2 separate regions of the Homo sapiens genome follow, and region 1 is linked to region 2. The links are chromatin contacts, found by Hi-C or POLR2A ChIA-PET in ENCODE. All regions are on one chromosome and are shown on one strand. The core of a region is the stretch at or near the end of the contact, and the rest is flanking DNA. Distances in the headings are between cores, read along the strand shown. Region 1 overlaps EPS8L1 (EPS8 signaling adaptor L1). Region 2 has its middle 8.9 kb from the start of NLRP2.

Region 1 (6,501 bases), core at 35-2,534, 130 kb before region 2:
AGAAAGCTGTGGCATGCTTGGGAGGCAGCCAGTTCTACCTGGTAGGGCCGTGGCAGGAGGTGGGGGACAAAATGGAGAAGTGGATGCTGGGAAACTAGCTTCGGGGATGAGGGCAGGCTTCCCCACAGTGAGTGTTTGAGCTGGGCCAGGGAGGCTGAACAGGAGTTCGCCAGGCAGGGAATGGCCGTTTCAGCCAGCAGAGACAGCAGGTGCAAACCTCAGAGGTTGAACGCTTGGGAGCGTTTGGAGAAGGGCAGGGCCAGGACGCAGGAAGGAATGAAGTGAGAACGTTGGTGAGGCGGGAAGGGAGACACAAAGCCTCATGCCCAGCAGCCGCGAGCCAGGGAAACGTGAAGGTGGGGCAAGCTGGACTAGGCTGGCTAGGAGGTCAGGAGGGAGCCTGGTTTGGGACCCTGGGGATGGAAAGGAGGGTTCAGAGAGAAACCAAAGAGGGTGGAACATTTTCCAGGTTCCATGAGGCTGTGACTGGGTCGAGGGGCAGGTTTCTGAGCCCCCTGGTAGCCGGGTAGAGGACAGCAGTTGGCACACCATCTGCTAAGCACGGAGGCTGTTTATAGGCTGGGCCGCATATTACAATGCTCAGGGCTCCACTGCACCCTCTCGGGGGTCTGCTAGCGCTTTCCGTAGACTGTCTCCACGCCCTCCCCACTCCCAGCCAGTCCAGATCCTCTCCGGAGGGACTGCAGCAAGGATCGTTAAGTCTGTCCACCGGGATGGGGGAAGACCAGGGCCGGAGCAGATTGGCCATCCTTCAGAAGATCGACTTCCGCTATTGGGGAGAGTCTGAGGAGTCCGTTCTCCCACGGGGCCTCGTCACTCTTTGCGAAGGGCGCCTGGCAGGTCAAATGACCTCCATTTCCACCTCGCCTTCCACCTTCTTCTTTTGCTTCTCCATCACTGCCTCCAGCTCTGACACTTTCTCTTTGTCCTGGAGGGCGGGGTGGAAATCGCTTTGTCCTGGCGTCCGAGCCCTCGTCATCCCAACCCTACCCAGACCCAGGGACCAGCGGTCCGGCTCACCTCCAGCAGCGAGCGCTGCACGGTGACCTGGCTGTACACACGTGCCCCCTCCTCGGGGCTCACCGCCCGCAGCTCCTCCTTCTGCAGCGAGAAAAGCTGCGCCCCGGTCAGCACACCCAGCGCGTCCACGGTCCTGAGCGAGGGCAGCCCGGGCGCGGTCAGGCCGGTCGGCGGATGCCCCAGCCCGGACAATCATGTCACGCCCACCCGGCGATGGTCCAATCAGAACAGCATTCTAGCTCTAGCGGGGGCAGGCCCGACACCTCCTGAACCCCACCCACCAATCACAATGTTGCCACCCGGGGGGCGTGGCCGCATCCTGCTTTCAAAGGGTACGGGATTTCCCTAAGGAATCCAGTCGGAGTCTGAAAAAACATGGCAATCACAGCCTGCCATTGGGTGTTGCTACCAGACAGACCCTCACTTCGGGCTAATCCCGGCTCCCTGTGGTCTCCACGACTGCCGCCCCCCGACTCCCGGCCGATCGGAACGCTCCGCTCCCAGCGTCCGTATCAACCCGCGCCGAGAGGGCCCCGGCCCCACTCACCCGGAGCTAAAGCCCTTGGCCTGCAGCCAGGCGCGGACCTCGGAGGCGTCCGAGCCCGGGCTGAGCTGCGGTTCCGGGGCGCGGGGCCCTGGGACTGCGCGGCTCGGTCCCGAGCGGCCCTGGGCCAGGCGCGCCTGCAGTTCCTCGTTGACGATGAGCATCTGGGAGAATTTCTCTGCAGGCGGGAAACCGGGAGGTAGGGAGTGCGGGCTCAGGGCGAGGGGTCCTGGGGCCAGAGGGCGGGGCGGGGGGGCGCTCCAGCGTCCCCAGAATGGGACGGGAGTCCCTTTGCTCTTTCTGAGCCCCCGTTTCTCTGCCTGGAAAGCAAGGATAAGGACCGCTCCCCGCAGCCGGCGTCCCCACCACTCACCCTTCTCGCTGGGGTCCAAGCCGTTGAGGCTATCGCAGCTGTCCCAGCGGGGCCTGTCCCAGCGGGGCCGAGCCAGAGCTGGAGGTGGGGCCGGGGCTGGGGCTGGTGGTGGAGGAGGAGTGCTGTTCTGAAAGGAAGGAGAGGAGAGTACCTGGGTTAGGGAGAGGACTCAGAGTCCCAGCCTCTCCCCTTTCTGGAGATGCATTTCTGAACCCCCAGTCACCACCTGCTCCAGCACTCTTGACAGCTGATCCCCACGCCCCTTGTTCCCAGGATCTGGTCCCAGCCTCTCCACCCTCAAGATCCCAGCGTCTGCGCTGGCTCACCAGGCTGCGGGCAGGGCTTTGGCTGTGGTGCAGCCGGGGTCCGGGGTAGGGTGTCAGGATGTTGTAGGGCACATATCCCTCCTGCCCCGCTGGGTCCCGAACCTTCCACCACTTACGACTGTCATCCAGGACCTGGGTGTGGTAAAGAACAGAGGGTTCAGAGCCTGTCTGCAGCTAGGGCTGGCTAATTCCTGCCCCTCAGCCTCCCGCTCCTCTAACCTCCAGTACGTCCCGCTGCTTGACCGACAGCTCACTGCTGTTGCGGGCCTGGAAGTCATAATTACACAGGACCCATTTTCCTGCTGTCTCTGACTCCAGCTGAGGCTCAGATTCTGGCTCCAAGTCTCGGTGACTGAGGAGAAGCGGGAGGGTTGGAGATAAGGAGGCAGCCAGCCCCATTGCTCTGGGCTGCAGGGTGCTGGTGTGAGCTGGGGTTAGAGCCAAGCTGGGGGCACAGCAGGGGCCGGGTTAATACTGTTAATAGAAATTTGAAACAAGAATAACAGACTGAATATATTTGCTCCCTCCGTTGCTTGGCATTGTGCTGTAGGCATATGTAGTGGGTACTATCCCACCATCGATTCCATTTTACAGAGGAGAATGAGGCTCAGAGCGAGAAAATGACTTGCCCACATCACACAGCTAGAAACAGCTGTCATTTATTGAGCATCTAATAGGCACTGGGCTTTATATATCATAACTCATAAGCATAATAAAAACACTAGCTAGGCCGGGCGCGGTGGCTCACGCCTGTAATCCCAGCGCTTTGGGAGGCTGAGGCGGGCAGATCATGAGGTCAAGAGATCAAGACCATCCTGGCCAACATGGTGAAACCCTGTCTCTACTAAAAAATACCCAAATTAGCTGGGCGTGGTGGCACGCGCCTGTAGTCCCAGCTATTCTGGAGGCTGAGGCAGGAGAATTGCTTGAACCTGGCAGGCAGAAGTTGCAGTGAGCTGAGATCTCACCACTGCACTCCAGCCTGATGACAGAGTGAGACTGTCTCAAAAAACAATAGCTACCACTTCTGTACCACTTACTGTGTGCTGGGCACTGTTCTGTTACGTATATTAGTTAATTTGATCTTTATGACAACGGTTGGTAGAACCATGAATTTGGACTCCCCTCTCTCCCCCAGTTTCTTCCTCCCCCAGAGACCCTATGATCTCCTCCATTTTCACAGAGGAGGAAGCTGAGGCACAGGGATGTAAAGGTCACAGAGTAAGAGAGTGGCATCGCCAGCCCGGGACCAGGGTAGCCCAGGTCTGAATAATGCTGCCTTAGTTTGCAGGCAGCTGGACTTGAACTTGAACCTGGTCACAGCCTTAAGCCCTTAACTGCTAGTTCCTACAACACCACAGACTTCTCACTGTTCCGGGAACGGATAATCATTATTCCCAGTTTCCCTGCAAAAAAGAACTTGAGGCTCGGAGAAAGTGACTTGAAGCTGTGAACAGGGACCAGGGTTGCGATATCAGGCAGCTGGGGGCAGGGGTGGGATTTCAGCTCTGACCCCCAATAAGAGGGACCTCAGCCTGGATCAGGCCTACCTGTGCAGGGGAGAGGGGGGGTCTTCAGGGCCGCGGCACCCCCTGTGTGGGGCCGGCAGCTCCCAGCACGCTGTCCCTGCTGAGACCCTCTGCTCGGGCCCTCACCCAGACCCCCCTTTGTCTCCTCCAGCCTCACTGCTTTGTTTTCGTCTCCTCCCACGTTGCTTCCCTCCAGTCTGCCCTCTATTTGCTCAAGGACCCTAGAGTTCTAGTCCATCTACCTCCTTCCCTCCCCCAGGACCCAGAGTCTGAGCCCCCACTGCTTGGTAGAACCATGACTTGGAATGTTCTTTCCTCCCCCAGGGACCTAGGAGTCCAGGTCTCAAGCTTCAATCTTATCCTTTTAACCCTCAAACCTTTTAACCCAGTCCGACACCCAGCAGCGACTTAGACAATTGCATTAGAGCCTCTGGAAAACCAAGAGTTTAATCGTCCAGCCTTTACCCCTCTCGGGGGCCCAGAGATACTACCACTTCCTAACTTTCCCAGAAACTTGCCCCCAAGCCCTTGAAGTCCCAAGCCTGCTCCTCTGGGTCTCCAGGATCCCAAGCACCAGACTTGGGCTCTTCTTCAAAACCCAAAGGTCCAATTCCCCAGCCTCTCCCCTCCAATATCCAGGGCTCTGTCCTCCTAGGGAGCCCAGGCATGGTGCTTCCCAGGCCCTGGGAAAACAAACTGGCTTCTTCCAGCCTTTTGGGGATCCAGGGATCCAACCTCTCAGACTTTACCCACTCCCAGCCCCCTTCCTCCCTTAGGCCCAGGAATCCGGGTCTCCATTCCCAACTCCCTTAGCCCCAGAAGTCTGGGTCCCGCCCCCTCCCACCCTGCTCCTCCCTCTCTCCCAGCCCCGGCCCGCCCCATCACCATCTCACCCACCTGAGAAGAGCCAGGAAGACAGAAGGAAAAACACAGAAAAAAAGGGGGCGGAGTCAGCATCGGGAGCCCCCGGGACGCACCCCTCCTTGACCCCCTTGCCCTGCCCTGGGGCGGACACTCACCCATTGACAGCGACCTGGGGGGCGCTTTGCTGTAGGAAGTAAGACAGTCGGGTCAGGCGGGGCCAGGCGGACCGGCCGCGCCCCCGGACTTCCCAGCCTCGGCCCTGCTGTGTCGCTTGGGTCACCTGCCGGCGCCTCCGCTCGTGCTGTAGCTGTTTCTCAACTGGGTCCTCCCAGGCGCGGCTCTGCGGGTCAGTGACCGGCGGCTCCCAGCCGCTGAAGAACTCGGGTCTGTATGGGGGTCCCTCCTCCGGGGACAGCTCCAGCCTGCGGCCAGGGACAGGGCCAAGAGCTCAGGGATCCTGATACAGCCCCCAACTTCGTTCCTGCATTAACTTCACTAAGTTTTCCCCTAAAGCTCGCTGTATTCCAACGATTCTAGCCCCGCCACTTTTCACCAAGTCCTGCCGGTAGCTCTAAGCCCAACTCAACAGCAATTTATATTTCTAGACCGGGCACGGTGGCTCACGCCTGTAATCCCAGCATTTTGGGAGGCCAAGATGGGAGGATCGCTTGAGGCCAGGAGTTCCAGACCAGCCTGGGCAAAATATTGAGACCCCATCCATCTCTCTCTCTGGAAAAAAATTGCCTTATCCAGCCTCTAAATCTCACCTGATTCCAAATCAGGTTTTCCGTAAGGTCGGTTTCAGGTTCTGACCCTTTCCCTGCGGAACTGCCAGCCCGCAGTGCACAGACTCTGTCCCATCACCAAAGTTATAGACCAAACCTTCCAGAAGCCCCGCCCCTTCGCGTAGCCCCGCCCCTGCCCCGTAGCCCCTAGCCCCTCTATTCCTTTAAGCCCCCCTTTTCTTTCAATCCGATTGGTCTGGTGGTCTTAAATCTTTCCTTCACGTTAATTCCTGGCCTTTCCTCCAATTGAATCTTGGCATCTGTCCTAAGCCCCGCCCCAACACAACTAAGCCACGCCTCTAACCCCTCCCTACTCTCCTAGTCCTATTTTCCAATCATCATGCCACCCACCTCCCAGCGCCTTATGCTCCTCCAATCACCATGCCCCCTGCCTCCCAGCCCCGCCCCTCACCCGGGGCGGGTCCACGAGTCCCCCAGCGAGGTCCAGAGCTCGTTTTCACGTGGAGTGACGTTGTCCCGCAGCAGCGCCACGGCATCCGATGTCAGATGCGGCCGCCGCACACTGCTCGCGAACTCCGGCCCCCCCGACGTGTTCACAATCTGTCAGGGGAGCAGGAGGGGCAGGCTGTGCCGCCACACCTTCTACAAGTCGAACCCGATTCCTCCCGCTGCAGGGGGGCCCGAGGGCCTGGGGCGGGTCTCACCATCTGCAGAGGCCCGAAAAGGAAGTGCAACAGCTCCGGAGAGGAGGGGTCGGCGATGTTGCCGCGCAGCCGGGCCTGGGGCGTGGGGAGGGAGGTGGTTGGCGTGGGTGCGGGGACGGGACAGGTTCGTCGTGCCCGCGCCCCGGCCCAGGGGCGGGCGCGTCCTCACCAGCAGGCTGAAGGCGTACTTGATCTTCTGCAGCACGTCGGTGTACTCGGCCTCCGAGGGCGGCTTGGCCCGCAGCGTCAGCAAGCCCTCTGAGGGGAGCAGACGGGCGCGGCGATGGGGACGCGGGGCCAGCACCAGGCAGGCAGAGAGAGGTGGACACCCGGTTAAGATGGCGGTGAGGTCAGCCCTGGCAAGTGGCGGGAGG
Region 2 (5,743 bases), core at 79-2,578:
GCCAACATGGTGAAATCCCGTCTCTACTAAAAATACAAAAGTTAGCTGGGTGTGGCGGCAGGCACCTGTAATCCCAGCTACCCAGGAGGCTGAGGGAGGAGAATTGCTTGAACCCGGGAAGCAGAGGTTGCAGTGAGCTGAGATCTCGCCACTGCACTCCAGCCTGGGTGATAGAGGGAGACAACATCTCAAAAAACAAAACGAAAGAAACAAACAAACAAAAAAAACAAGAAACACCAGACTTCTGTTGGAATAAGTGAGTTTGGTTCGGGTAGATGGAACCTGCAAAGGGGTTTGGAGATCCAAAAGAGGAACTACGTGGTTAGAACAGAGTATCGGATGAACTGATAAGAAACCACAATTCAAAAACAATTCAACAAAATGCCCAGGTCTGTGAAAGCCTGTCTACACCAGGCCTTGGGTCTCTGTGTACATTGCCTGCTTCTGACAAGGCTCTGCAGCCGGGAGTCGGCTCCCAGGGTTGCATGGCTGGGAACAACAGAAGCTCAGGAGCGGACCTAAAACGGAGCAGTTGGGTAAAATGAAGCTGTCTCCATTTACTTTCTACAGACAGACATCCATGAGAGGATGAGGAGGTGTGCTTGCCTCCTGGTCAAGCACTAATTTTTTTTTCCAAGCACTAATTTTAATTTTTTTATTTTTTGTAGAAACAGGGTCTCAGAGTATTTGCTTTGGCAGCACATACACTAAAATTGGAAATGGGGGTCTTGCTATGTTGCCCAGGCTGGACTTGAGCTCCTGGGCTCAAGGGATCCTCCCACCTCAACCTCCTAAAGTGCTATCCACTCTGACCTTGTGATCCACCTGCCTCAGCCTCCCAAAGTGCTGGTGAGGGAAGAGAGAAACCGTCTCATATTGTTTTATATTGTTTTATACTCAGTACTTGTTTTAGAAAAAAAACAAGGAGGCCGGGCACGGTGGCTCACGCCTGTAATCCCAGCACTTTGGGAGGCCAAGGCGGGTGGATCACAAGGTCAGGAGTTTGAGACCAGCCTGGCCAACATGGTGAAACCCCGTCTCTATTAAAAATACAAAAATTAGCCGGGCATGGTGGCGTGCGCCTGTAATCCCAGCTACTCGGAAGGATGAGGCAGCAGAATTGCTTGAATCCAGGAGGCGGAGCTTGCAGTGAGCCGAGATTGTGCCACTGCACTCCAGCCTTAGCGACAGAGCAAGACTCTGTCTCAAAAAAAAAAAAAAAGAAAAAGAAAAAAACAAGGAAGTGAAACCAAAGGCAGGTAGCCCGGCGCCAGGCACCAGACCCAAAACCAGACCCGAAACCAGGCCTGGGCCTGCCTGGCGTAAACCTAGTAGATAAAAATCAACTCATGACTTAGAACCCGATGTTATCCATAGATTCCAGGCATTGTATAGAAGAACACTGTGAAACTCCCTGCCCTATTCTTTCTCTCTGACCAGCAGTGCACGAAACCCCTGTTATGTATCCCCTAGATTGCTCAATCATGACCCTTTCATGCGCAGTCTTTAGTGTTGTGAGCCCTTAAAAGGGACAGAAACTGTGCACTCGAGGAGCTTGGATTTTAAGACAGTAGCTTGCCGATGCTCCCAGCTGAATAAAGCCCTTCCTTCTACAACTCGGTGTCTGAGAGGTTTTTGTCTGTGGCTCGTCCTGCTACACTGGGATTACAGGCGTGAGCCACTGTGCCTGGCCACTAGTTATTATTATTATTATTATTTGAGACAGAGTCTCACTCTGTCCCTTGGGCTGGAGTGCAGTGGCCTGATCTTGACTCACTGCAACCTTTGCCTCCCGGGTTCAAGCGATTCTCCTGCCTCAGCCTCCAGAGTAGCTGGGATTACAGGCATGCACCACTATGCCCAGCTAGCTAACTTTTTGTATTTTTAGTAGAGACAGGGTTTCACCATGTTGGCCAGGCTGGTCTTGAACTCCTGACCTTGTGATTCGCCCACCTCGGCGTCCCAAAGTGCTGGGATTAGAGGCGTGAGCCACTGCACCCGGCAATACTAGTTATTGTTAATGCTATTATTGTTACTGACATGTTCATTTTTACCTAGCCACTTTATTTTCCCACCTCTTTCTCCCTACTTCTCCTAAGTGTCAATGTTAGATAAGTCTGAAATTCTCTTTCCCTGTCCCTCTCTGTCTCTCTCTCCTTCTTTGTCTTTCTTTCACCTGAGACCCATAATCCTGGAGATAGCAAGTGCCTCAGGGAGAAAATCCCAAACCAAGCGATTCTCCTGCCCTAGCCTTCCAAGTAGCTGGGATTACAGGCTCCTGCCACCATACCAAGCTAATTTTGTATTTTTAGTAAAGACACGGTCTCACCACCTTGGCCAGGCTAGTCTCGGACTCCTGACCTCAGGTGATCCACCCACCTGGGCCTCCCAAAGTGCTGGAATTACAGGCGTGAGACACCGTGCCCGGCCCCCTCCCCATCTTTTTTAAATAGAGACTGGGTCTCACTTTGTACACCGGGCCAGTCTTGAACTCTTGGGCTCCATGGCCCTCCAGTGTGGAGGAGAGAAAATGGATTCCCTCCACCCTCCTAGGTTCTTTGGATGGGCTATGAATTACATTGACACAAAACAGTTTGACAGAAGAAAAACCAGATTCAATTATGTATGCACAGGAGTCCCACAAAAATGTGAGACTGGAGGAAGGGCCAGATGATTGAAGCTCATCTAGCTGCCTGAGCTACAGAAAGGAGTATAAGAGTGTAGGGTGCAGTGGCTCACGCCTGTGATCCCAGCAGTTTGGGAGGCCAAGGTGGGTGGATCACCTGAGGTCAGGAGTTTGAGACCAGCCTGGCCAACATGGTGAAACCCCATCTCTGCTAAAAATACAAAAATTAGCTGGTGTGGTGGTGTGTGCCTGTAATCCCAGCTACTCCGGAGGCTGAGGCAGGAGAATCACTTGAACCCGGGAGGAGGAAACTGCAGTGAGCTAAGATCGCACCATTGTACTCCAGCCTGGGCTTCAAAGGGAGACTCCATCTCAAAAAAAAAAAAAAAAAGAAGAAGAAGAAGAAAGGAGTAGGGGTGTCCGTCCCAGTGGCTCACGGTCTGTAATCTCAACACTTTGGGAACCGAAATGGGTGGATCACCTGACGTCGGGAGTTTGAGACTAGCCTGGACAACAGGGTGAAACCCAGTCTCCACTAAAAATACAAAAATTAGCCAGGTGTGGTGGTGTGCCCTGTAATCCCAGCTACTTGGGAGGCTGAGACAGGAGGATTACTTGAACCCGGGAGGTGGAGGTTGCAGTGGGCCAAGATCACGCCACTGCACTGCAGCCTGGGAGATAGAGGGAGACCCTGTCTCAAAATAAAATAAATAAATAAATAAATAAATACATACATACATAAATGAAAAGGCGTAGAGACTTGGAGCTTCTGGGGGTGGTGGAGGCAAATTAAGGTATGATAAAAGGGGGAAAAGTTGCTGGGTTCACGCCTGTAATTCCAGCACTTTGGGAGGCCAAGGCAGGTGGATCACCAGAGGACAGGAGTTCGAGACAAGCCTGGCCAACATGGTGAAACCCCGTTTCTACTAAAAATGCAAAAAATTAGAAGGCGTGGTGTTGGGTGTCAGTGATCCACCTGCCTCGGCCTCCCAAAGTGCTGATATTATAGGCGTGAGCCACTGCGCCCGGCCTTTTTTTTTTTTTGAGGGAGAGTCTTGCTCTGTCTCCCAGGCTGGAGTGCAAAGGCACAATCTCAGCTCACTGCAACCTCCGCCTCCCGGGTTCAAGTGATTCTCCTGCCTCAGCCTCCCGAGTAGCTGGTATTACAGGCACCTGCCACCGCGCCCAGCTAATTTTTGTATTTTTTTTTAGTAGAGATGGGGTTTTGCCATGTTCACCAGGGTGGTCTCAAAGTCCTGACCTCAAGTGATCCGCCTGCCTTGGCCTCCCAAAATCCTGGAATGACAGGCATGAACCACCATACCCAGTCCTGTTTTTCCTACTTTCACACTCAACACAGAATACTTCACCAAAAATGTATGTTTCTCCCCACCAACAACCAGTTCTCCAGCAGAGACCAGCTGGGTGTCCTCTCCTTTGATTTAGTTCTGACACTCCCTACCTGGGGACAGCATCAGATCCCAAAGGTTCAGGGCTGAGTCCCACAAGACTGACTGACTTCCTTCCTTCCTTCCTTGTCCCACAAGACTGACTTCCTTTCCCTCCTTCCCTTCCCTCCTTCCCTCCTTCCCTCCTTCCTTCCTTTCTCTCCCTCTGTTGCCCAGGCTGGAGTGCAGTTGCGAGATCATGGCTCACTGTAGCCATGACCTCCCAGTCTCAAGTGATCCTCCTGCCTTGGCCTCCTGAGTAGCTGGGACTACAGGCATGCACGATCACAGTTGGCTATTTATTTATTTATTTATTTATTTTTGAGACACAGTCTTGCTCTGTCATCCAGGCTGGAGTGCAGTCCTGTCATCTAGGCTGGAGTGCATTTTTGCAATACAAAAATTAGCCAGGCATGGGAGCGAATGTCTATAATCCCAGCTACTTGGGAGGCTGAGGCTCGACAATCCCTTGAACCCAGGAGGTTGAGGATCACAGCTCACTGCAACCTCAGTCTTGCTGTGTCGCCCAGGCTGAAGTGCAGTGGCACGATCTTGGCTCACTGCAACCTACGACTCCGGGATTCACGTCATTCTCCTGCCTCAGCCTCCCGAGTAGCTGGGACCACAGGCGCCCACGACCTCCTGGCTAACTTTTGTATTTTTTGTAGAGATGGGGTTTCGCCATGTTAGTCAGGCTGGTCTGACCTCAAATGATTCACCCACCTCAGCTTCCCAACATGCTGGGCTTACAGCCACTGTGCTCAGTCGAAATTCTGTATATTTGATCAAGAAGAGGTTTCATCATGTTGTCCAGGCTGGTCTGGAACTCTTGAACTCAAGCAATCCACCTACCTGGGCTGCCCAAAGTTCGGGGATTCCAGGCATGTGCCACCATGCCTGGCCCAAGGCTGCTCTTCCTAAAGAAGAAAATTATTCCAATGATTTTATTTATTTATTTTTGAGACGGAGTTTCACTCTTGTTGCCCAGGCTGGAGTGCAATGGCATGATCTTGGCTCACTGCAACCTCTGCCACCCGGGTTCAAGTGATTCTCCTGCCTCAGCCTCCTGAGTAGCTGGGATTACAGGCACGCACCACCACACCCAGCTAATTTTTTTGTATTTTAGTAGAGACGGGGTTTCTCCATGTTGGTCAGGCTGGTCTCAAACTTCGGACCTCAGGTGATCCGCCAGCCTTGGCCTCCCAAAGTGCTGGGATTGCAGGCGTGAGCCACCGCGCCCGGCCACCAATGATATTTTTTAAAAGCAAGTAAGGACGAGCTGGGCATGGTGGGTTCTTGAATCTCATACCAGAAAGAATTCAGGGCGAGACTATGGAGTAAAGTGGAAGCAAGCTTATTAGGAAAGTGAAGGAGTAAAAGAATAGCTACTCCATAGACAGCAGCCCATAGGGCTGCTAGTTGCCCTTATTTTTTTTGAGATGGAGTTTTGCTCTTGTCGCCCAGGCTGGAGTGCAGTGGCGTGATCTTGGCTCACTGAAACCTCTGCCTTGAATCACTTCAGTTCAAGTGATTCTCCTGCCTCAGCCTCCTGAGTAGCTGGGATTACAGGTGCCTGCCATCACGTCTGGCTAATTTTTGTATTTTTAGTAAGAGATGGGGTTTCACCATGTTGGCCAGGCTGATCTTGACCTCCTGAGCTCAGGTGATA

What was found. A loop is a pair of places that touch in the nucleus more often than their neighbours do. ChIA-PET counts read pairs that join two places held with the same protein, here RNA polymerase II (POLR2A). Pooled maps may share reads with other maps.
Region 1: a pooled map shows a loop between it and region 2 (2.5-fold over the local background). The contact joins two enhancer-like sites. A Hi-C loop is called at or near these places in 1 of 37 single-sample maps with no recorded cell type and 5 of 50 pooled maps. POLR2A ChIA-PET finds 5 or more read pairs at or near these places in 2 of 52 experiments (PC-9 and activated naive CD8-positive, alpha-beta T cell).

Annotation. Positions count from the first base shown.
Region 1 is chr19:55,081,976-55,088,476 of GRCh38, reverse strand. EPS8L1 (EPS8 signaling adaptor L1) reads right to left here. Exons shown (of 20, transcript NM_133180.3): 10 at 6,297-6,385; 11 at 6,128-6,202; 12 at 5,875-6,023; 13 at 4,958-5,099; 14 at 4,833-4,861; 15 at 2,504-2,636; 16 at 2,285-2,416; 17 at 1,959-2,085; 18 at 1,589-1,763; 19 at 1,042-1,174; 20 at 554-949. The coding sequence ends at 863. Among named protein-coding and RNA genes, the nearest start is that of EPS8L1, 9.4 kb to the right of the region's middle. Within about 2 kb of position 1,284, at least 8 of the 41 ENCODE cell types and tissues checked have a DNase peak (open chromatin) inside an H3K27ac peak, as active enhancers do.
Region 2 is chr19:54,954,621-54,960,363 of GRCh38, reverse strand. It overlaps a transcript of NLRP7 not described here. Among named protein-coding and RNA genes, the nearest start is that of NLRP2, 8.9 kb to the left of the region's middle. Within about 2 kb of position 1,328, at least 4 of the 41 ENCODE cell types and tissues checked have a DNase peak (open chromatin) inside an H3K27ac peak, as active enhancers do.